2 separate regions of the Mus musculus genome follow, and region 1 is linked to region 2. A link is a contact called in ENCODE Hi-C or POLR2A ChIA-PET data. All regions are on one chromosome and are shown on one strand. The core of a region is the stretch at or near the end of the contact, and the rest is flanking DNA. Distances in the headings are between cores, read along the strand shown.

Region 1 (2,700 bases), core at 125-2,624, 45 kb before region 2:
TGAGACTGCCAGGGACCCCCTACTCCTGCCGCTGCATTATATTCATAACACATACCACGTGACCCCTTGGAAATGTAGCTGCCCTACCTGACCCACTGCTGGCCAAGCTCTTCGAGGCTGTGAATGTGTTCATGCCACCTAGTCCTGGCTGTTCCCTAAAATCTTTTACAAGTCTTCCTCCTGAGAATGCAGGTCCCTGCATCCTCTGGCTCCTCTCTAGGTGAGCAGTCTCAGTTTCCTTATCCCACACCTCAGCATGCAGGACGCTTGCTCTAGGGTGCCCACTGCTCACACACTCCTACTCCCGCTGAGCTCTCCTGTGCAGCCAGCTACCCACCAGTCTTCGCACCGGGATGATGCAAATGCCTTCTAAAGGTCAGCGTACCAGATGAACTCAGGATGGGCCCTTAGTGGGCACTCTGGCTCCTGAGTCCTCTACCCTTCCTGTACTCACCAGCTCCACATTCCAGATCCCATCAAAACACTCCTTAACACCCTCAGCTGGCTCCTCAGTGTCTCCTAAGCTGATTGAGAGTTTGGAGAAAGAAAAAAGCCCATGTATTTGGTTGCGCCACTGCCACTCGGGGAATGAAGCCGGCTGTGCCGCGGGACCCATTCTGGGGTTTTCTTGGAATTGAATGGGGTCATCCAGAGTGATTAAGGCAGGTCATCACATCACCCCGAGGGCCGCCTCCTCTAAACCATCTCTTTCCAGCCTTTCTTTCTGGACTCCAAAAAGAGCCCTGGAGGGTTCGAGAAACTCTGCGATCTTTAGGACCTGGAGGATCAGAGTTGGGGGTCACCCTCCCCGCCCCCAGCAAAGTCAGCACCCGGAACTGCTCTAATAGGAACCAGCCGACTGAGCTCCGGGAGGGCTGCGGGCTGGGTATAGGATTCCTGCAGAGCTCAGTGGGACCTCAAAGGCGCGCGCCCAGCTGGGGGTGGGGTGGTGATGGGTGGAAGGGCGAACCTGACCTCTGGTCTTACCTCCAACCCCCAACGGCCAGGATCCAGCCTGGCCCAAGTAGAATTTGGGGTGTGCTTGTTATTTCCCAGAAAGGGCGTACTCGGGGTTCCGCAGCTTCTGCCCTTCATCGGGGGTCTCCTAAGACTCCAGACTCTTCGGTCCACCTCCTTCTTGCCTTGGGCTCTGGGGACAAGGTCAGCGAGAGTGACAGGGAACAGAATCCAGCCTAGGCAGTTGGAAGGGTCGTACATGAAGCACGTGGAAACGGTCCCCAACGAGGGACCCGGATAGCTTCTAAGTTCTGTTCCCGGAGGACGACCAGGGAGTCTTGGGGTGGGGGTTGGCGCGCGGCCCGAAAAGTGGGAGGGGACAGGTTGGGGGGTGGTCTCTGAGGAGGAGCCAGGCTGGATTGTATTGTTCCGCGCTCCGCTTCTCGGGTTCTTCTACCGGCTTCAGACCTGGTGGGCTCCTCTGCGCAGAAGCGCCCACCCCTCCTGAGCCCCGAGAAGGTTCTGAGTAGGGGAGGTCTCACCTGGGTCCTTGCATCGGAGCTGAGAGAGCGGAGGACACCGGTGGAGAGTCATAATCCTTGTTCCCCGCCGCACCTCGAGCCTTTGCAGGAACGAGGCGCTCTCCCACCCCCCACGATGGCCATTGCCTGGCCGAGCCCGGCCAGGACCACGAGCGGACGCTGGAGCGCCGCTCTCTAGCCGGGCTCAGCGCCTCTTTACCCCAGGCCAGCGATGGGGAGCAGCGGGTCGGCTCTGAGGGTCTGTGCGGACCACCGCGGGGGCATCAACTGGCTGAGCCTGAGCCCCGACGGGCAGCGCCTGCTGACGGGCAGCGAGGACGGCACAGCCCGCCTCTGGAGCACCGTGGACGGCCAGTGCTGCGCGCTCCTTCAAGGTAGATGGGCGCGCGTGCTCGCGACCTTTCCCGCCTCTTCACGCTCACCTGCACCGCACCCAGACCTCACTCTTCCGGGCCCCGCAGCCCCCTTCTGGAAGAGTAGGGCTCTAGCTCCTGCTCATCCAGGAGCTCCCCCAGCCCTTGAGCTCTTGGCGGGAAGCCGTGAGGAGCCCGAGTGTGTGGGTCGCACCAAAGCGCGCACCCCAATGAAAGATCCTTTTGTCAACCAGTCCCATGAAATCCTTACACGGAACCGGTGTTACCATGTTAGGGACTTGCCCAGGGCTGAAGGGCACCCTTGAGACTTGAACCCCCACTCCTCCCCACCCCCAAGCTCCTTGTTGGCCTCATTTCAAGTATGGCCAGAAGAAAGAGGATTGGTTCAAACTTCTGGGGAATAGGGAAGTCTATCTTGCATATTTGAAATGAAACGAGAACTATCATGCACGGAAATGCATAATGTGTCTTTCGTATCCACCTGTTGATTCATATTCTGTTCACTCTGGCCAGCCTTGTCTTGGGTGCTCCCACCCTGCATTATGGGGTGCCCCTGGCCGGCTGCTGGCCTTTGCAGTCGCACATGCGGACTAGAGGAGGCATGCCAAGGTTTTTGCACAGGTACCGCTCCTTATCTTCAGCTTTTCCTCCCTGATCAGCAAATGCTGGGTGGCCTGGCCCAAGCCCTTCCAGTGAAACAGTTACCTTCAAAACTGCTTCATTCCTACGCTATCAGTTTGAAGTGAAAACAGTATAAGGTAGTTCATGGCTCCAAAGGGAGGAACATTGAATTGACAGGTATTTGGGAGCTGGTGTGAAGATGGGGA
Region 2 (2,700 bases), core at 107-2,606:
GACTGTACCCAGTCCACTGTCTGATAAAAGAAGCCAAGGCTATCACAACCCTTCATCTGTGCTCCACACTGTTGCTAGGTCTGCATCACGTAATATTTATTTATTTATTTATTTAGGTTTTTTGAGACAGGGTTTCTCTGTATAGCCCTGGCTGTCCTGGAACTCACTTTGTAGACCAGGCTGGCCTCGAACTCGGAAATCCCCCGCCTCTGCCTTCCAAGTGCTGGGATTAAAGGCGTGCGCCACCACGCCCGACTAAGTTTTTTTGTTTTTGTTTTGTTTTTTTTAAAACCATGACAGAGTCTCACTACTCAGCTCTGTCCTGGAACTTACTATGTAGACCAGGCTGGACTTGAACTCACAGAGATCACCTGATCATCTCTGCCTCCTAAATGCTGGGGCTAAAGGTATGCCATGCCCAGATTAACATAAAGATTTAATGTTGAACAAAATTAAACCACCGGCTTGATTATAGTTTTGCTCGCCTTTAGCGAATTCCAGGACAACCAGAGCTACATAGTGAGTCACCATCTCAAAAAAATTAATTAATTAAATTAAACCACTGTATTCAAACCTATGAAAATCCAGTTACAGGTACCAGAATGACATGTGTTAGGTCAAAAGGAAGAAAATCTAACAGCCCAGTTTTCAATTTTAATTGGAGAACTGTTTCATGTGTGTTGCTGGGCGTTCCAACGCAGAAAACACGTAAATCATCAAGATCAGCGCTCTGAACCGAAAGTGAAACCTTAGGCATCAATGTTGAAAATACCACTTTCACTTGTAGATCAATCGAGATTGCATACAACCTTACGCACATTCAACACGTTCCCTCTCGGGGAAATGACATGCCATTAGGGCCTCCTATTTAAAAGCAAGGGAAGGAGGCGAGGACAAGTGTGGGTCCAGAAAGCTTGCGTTCTCACACCCCGCGTTCCGCTGTCAGCCCCGGCAGTCAGCTCATCCAAACTCAAGCTGCTGGCTGGTGTCCATCCCTTCCCCTCCGCCCCGCCGCGACCCCCTCCCGCTTCCGCCCCAGCCCGCCTCGCCGCGTCCGCCTGGCCGCTCCTGCCCACCGAGCCCACGGCCGCCCCGGCCGCGCTACCAGGCCCAGGCCCAAGGCCCGGTCGCTGCCGCAGCCGTCTCACCTGCGCCACTGCCGAGCCAGCTGCGACCTGCCGAGTGCCCGGATGCGGCAAAGGCCGCCGTTTGTTTTCATTCCGGGTGAGGCCGGCCCCGCCCCCGGCTCCGCCCCCTCGCGCTGTCCGGAAGGCCGGTCGAGGACCGGAGCTGCATGGAAGGGTGGGGCCAAGGGGCTTGAAGGGCGATCTGAAGCATCGAACGGAAGGAAGCCCTGAAAACGCGGCTGTGGGCGGGGCTAGTATTTAATGGGCGGGGCTGATATGGGGCGGGACAACAGAGTAGATGGAAATAGGGAGAGTGTAGCTAGGGCGGGGCTGACGTGTAAGGGGGAAGAGAGACAAAGTGGTTGGGGCGAGGGCCGCGCTGAGGGTCAGGCGATCTGTGGGCGGGGCTGGTAGTTTGCGGTGGAGCGGATGTGGGACCGGGCGAGGAGGAAGATGGAGGCAAGGGCCGACTGTAGGTGGAGCTGTTAGGTGGAAAGGCAAGGCTAAAACTGGTCAAAAGCGGTGGGAGGGGGTCTGCTGTGCAGGGGGAAGAGGCGTGGTGAGGAATGGAAGTGAGGCAATGCTAGTCTTCAATCACGAGGTCTTCGGACCACTCCCAGACCGAGTTTTTCAGAGTCAGAGGAAAATGAGTCTGCCTTTATTTATTCCCCAAAAGCCTTGACAGAGCAAGACCTGTTTTCCTGAACCTTTTCTCGTCTTCCCTCTACTAGGCCTAGGGGATCCCCTAGACTAAAGGATTCTCACACTACCCTCCACAATCCCACCAGGATCCCCGCTCATGGTGAAGTTAGGTACGCTACCCATGCCTCCCTCCAGCGGCTACTCCCACCATGAGTACAGTAGATAGAGACATCTGCTTTGCTCAGCGCTGTGAAAAATGCATGTGCCCTTATGTCTATGTAAGGGAACAATCCAAACGGGCATAAAAAAATGAAGACGCCGGGCAGTGGTGGCGCACGCCTTTAATTCCAGCACTTGGAAGGCAGAGGCGGGGGATTTCTGAGCTCGAGGCCAGCCTGGTCTACAGAGTGAGTTCCGGAAAGCCAGGGCTAAACAGAGAAACCCTGTCTCAAAAAGACCAAAAACCAAAAACCAAAAAAAAAAAAAAAAAAAAAGGCCTTTTTTTTTTTAAATACTATGAGAAAAGAAACAATGCTCTGGTGTTGAGCCCCATCTTGCTGCAGACTGTGAGAGGAGGCCTGAGCAAGCCTGCAGGAGCCTAAGCAACCAGGAACCCCAGCGAGGAGTTTGCCAATTGCCAGCCTGCCAGTGAAGCTAGATCCATCATTCAACACCCGCTTCCCACACACGTACTGGAGAACCCAGAGCAGGCCTGCTTAGTCAGTCCAAAAATGCCTGGCCTCACTGTGAATCAGGAACTAAACAAATTGTTATTATGATAAGGATCAGATTTGCAAGTTGTTTGTTATGCCCTCCAAACTGACAAAGCTTTCAGAACCAAACAAAAGAAAGTGACTGTAAACCCAAGAAAACTGTATCTGTAGATAACTGTTTCCACTCTAAGGAAATTGATTAGTTCCAGCACAATCAC

Evidence for each region. Hi-C counts contacts between places; a loop is a spot of excess contacts on that map. ChIA-PET counts read pairs that join two places held with the same protein, here RNA polymerase II (POLR2A).
Region 1: POLR2A ChIA-PET joins it to region 2 with 37 read pairs in embryonic stem cell. The contact joins the promoter of Wdr86 here to the promoter of Nub1 in region 2. A Hi-C loop is called at or near these places in 1 of 37 maps with a recorded cell type or tissue (v-Abl transformed pro-B cells). POLR2A ChIA-PET finds 5 or more read pairs at or near these places in 3 of 5 experiments (Patski and embryonic stem cell).

Annotation. Positions count from the first base shown.
Region 1 is chr5:24,729,354-24,732,053 of GRCm38, reverse strand. It overlaps Wdr86 (WD repeat domain 86), which reads left to right and starts at 1,374. Exons shown (of 6, transcript NM_001081441.1): 1 at 1,374-1,873. The coding sequence starts at 1,711. It overlaps Gm42231 (a long non-coding RNA gene), which reads right to left and starts at 1,064. Exons shown (of 2, transcript XR_880885.3): 1 at 988-1,064. RefSeq lists an enhancer at 211-1,500.
Region 2 is chr5:24,684,471-24,687,170 of GRCm38, reverse strand. It overlaps Nub1 (negative regulator of ubiquitin-like proteins 1), which reads right to left and starts at 1,356. Exons shown (of 15, transcript NM_016736.3): 1 at 1,149-1,356.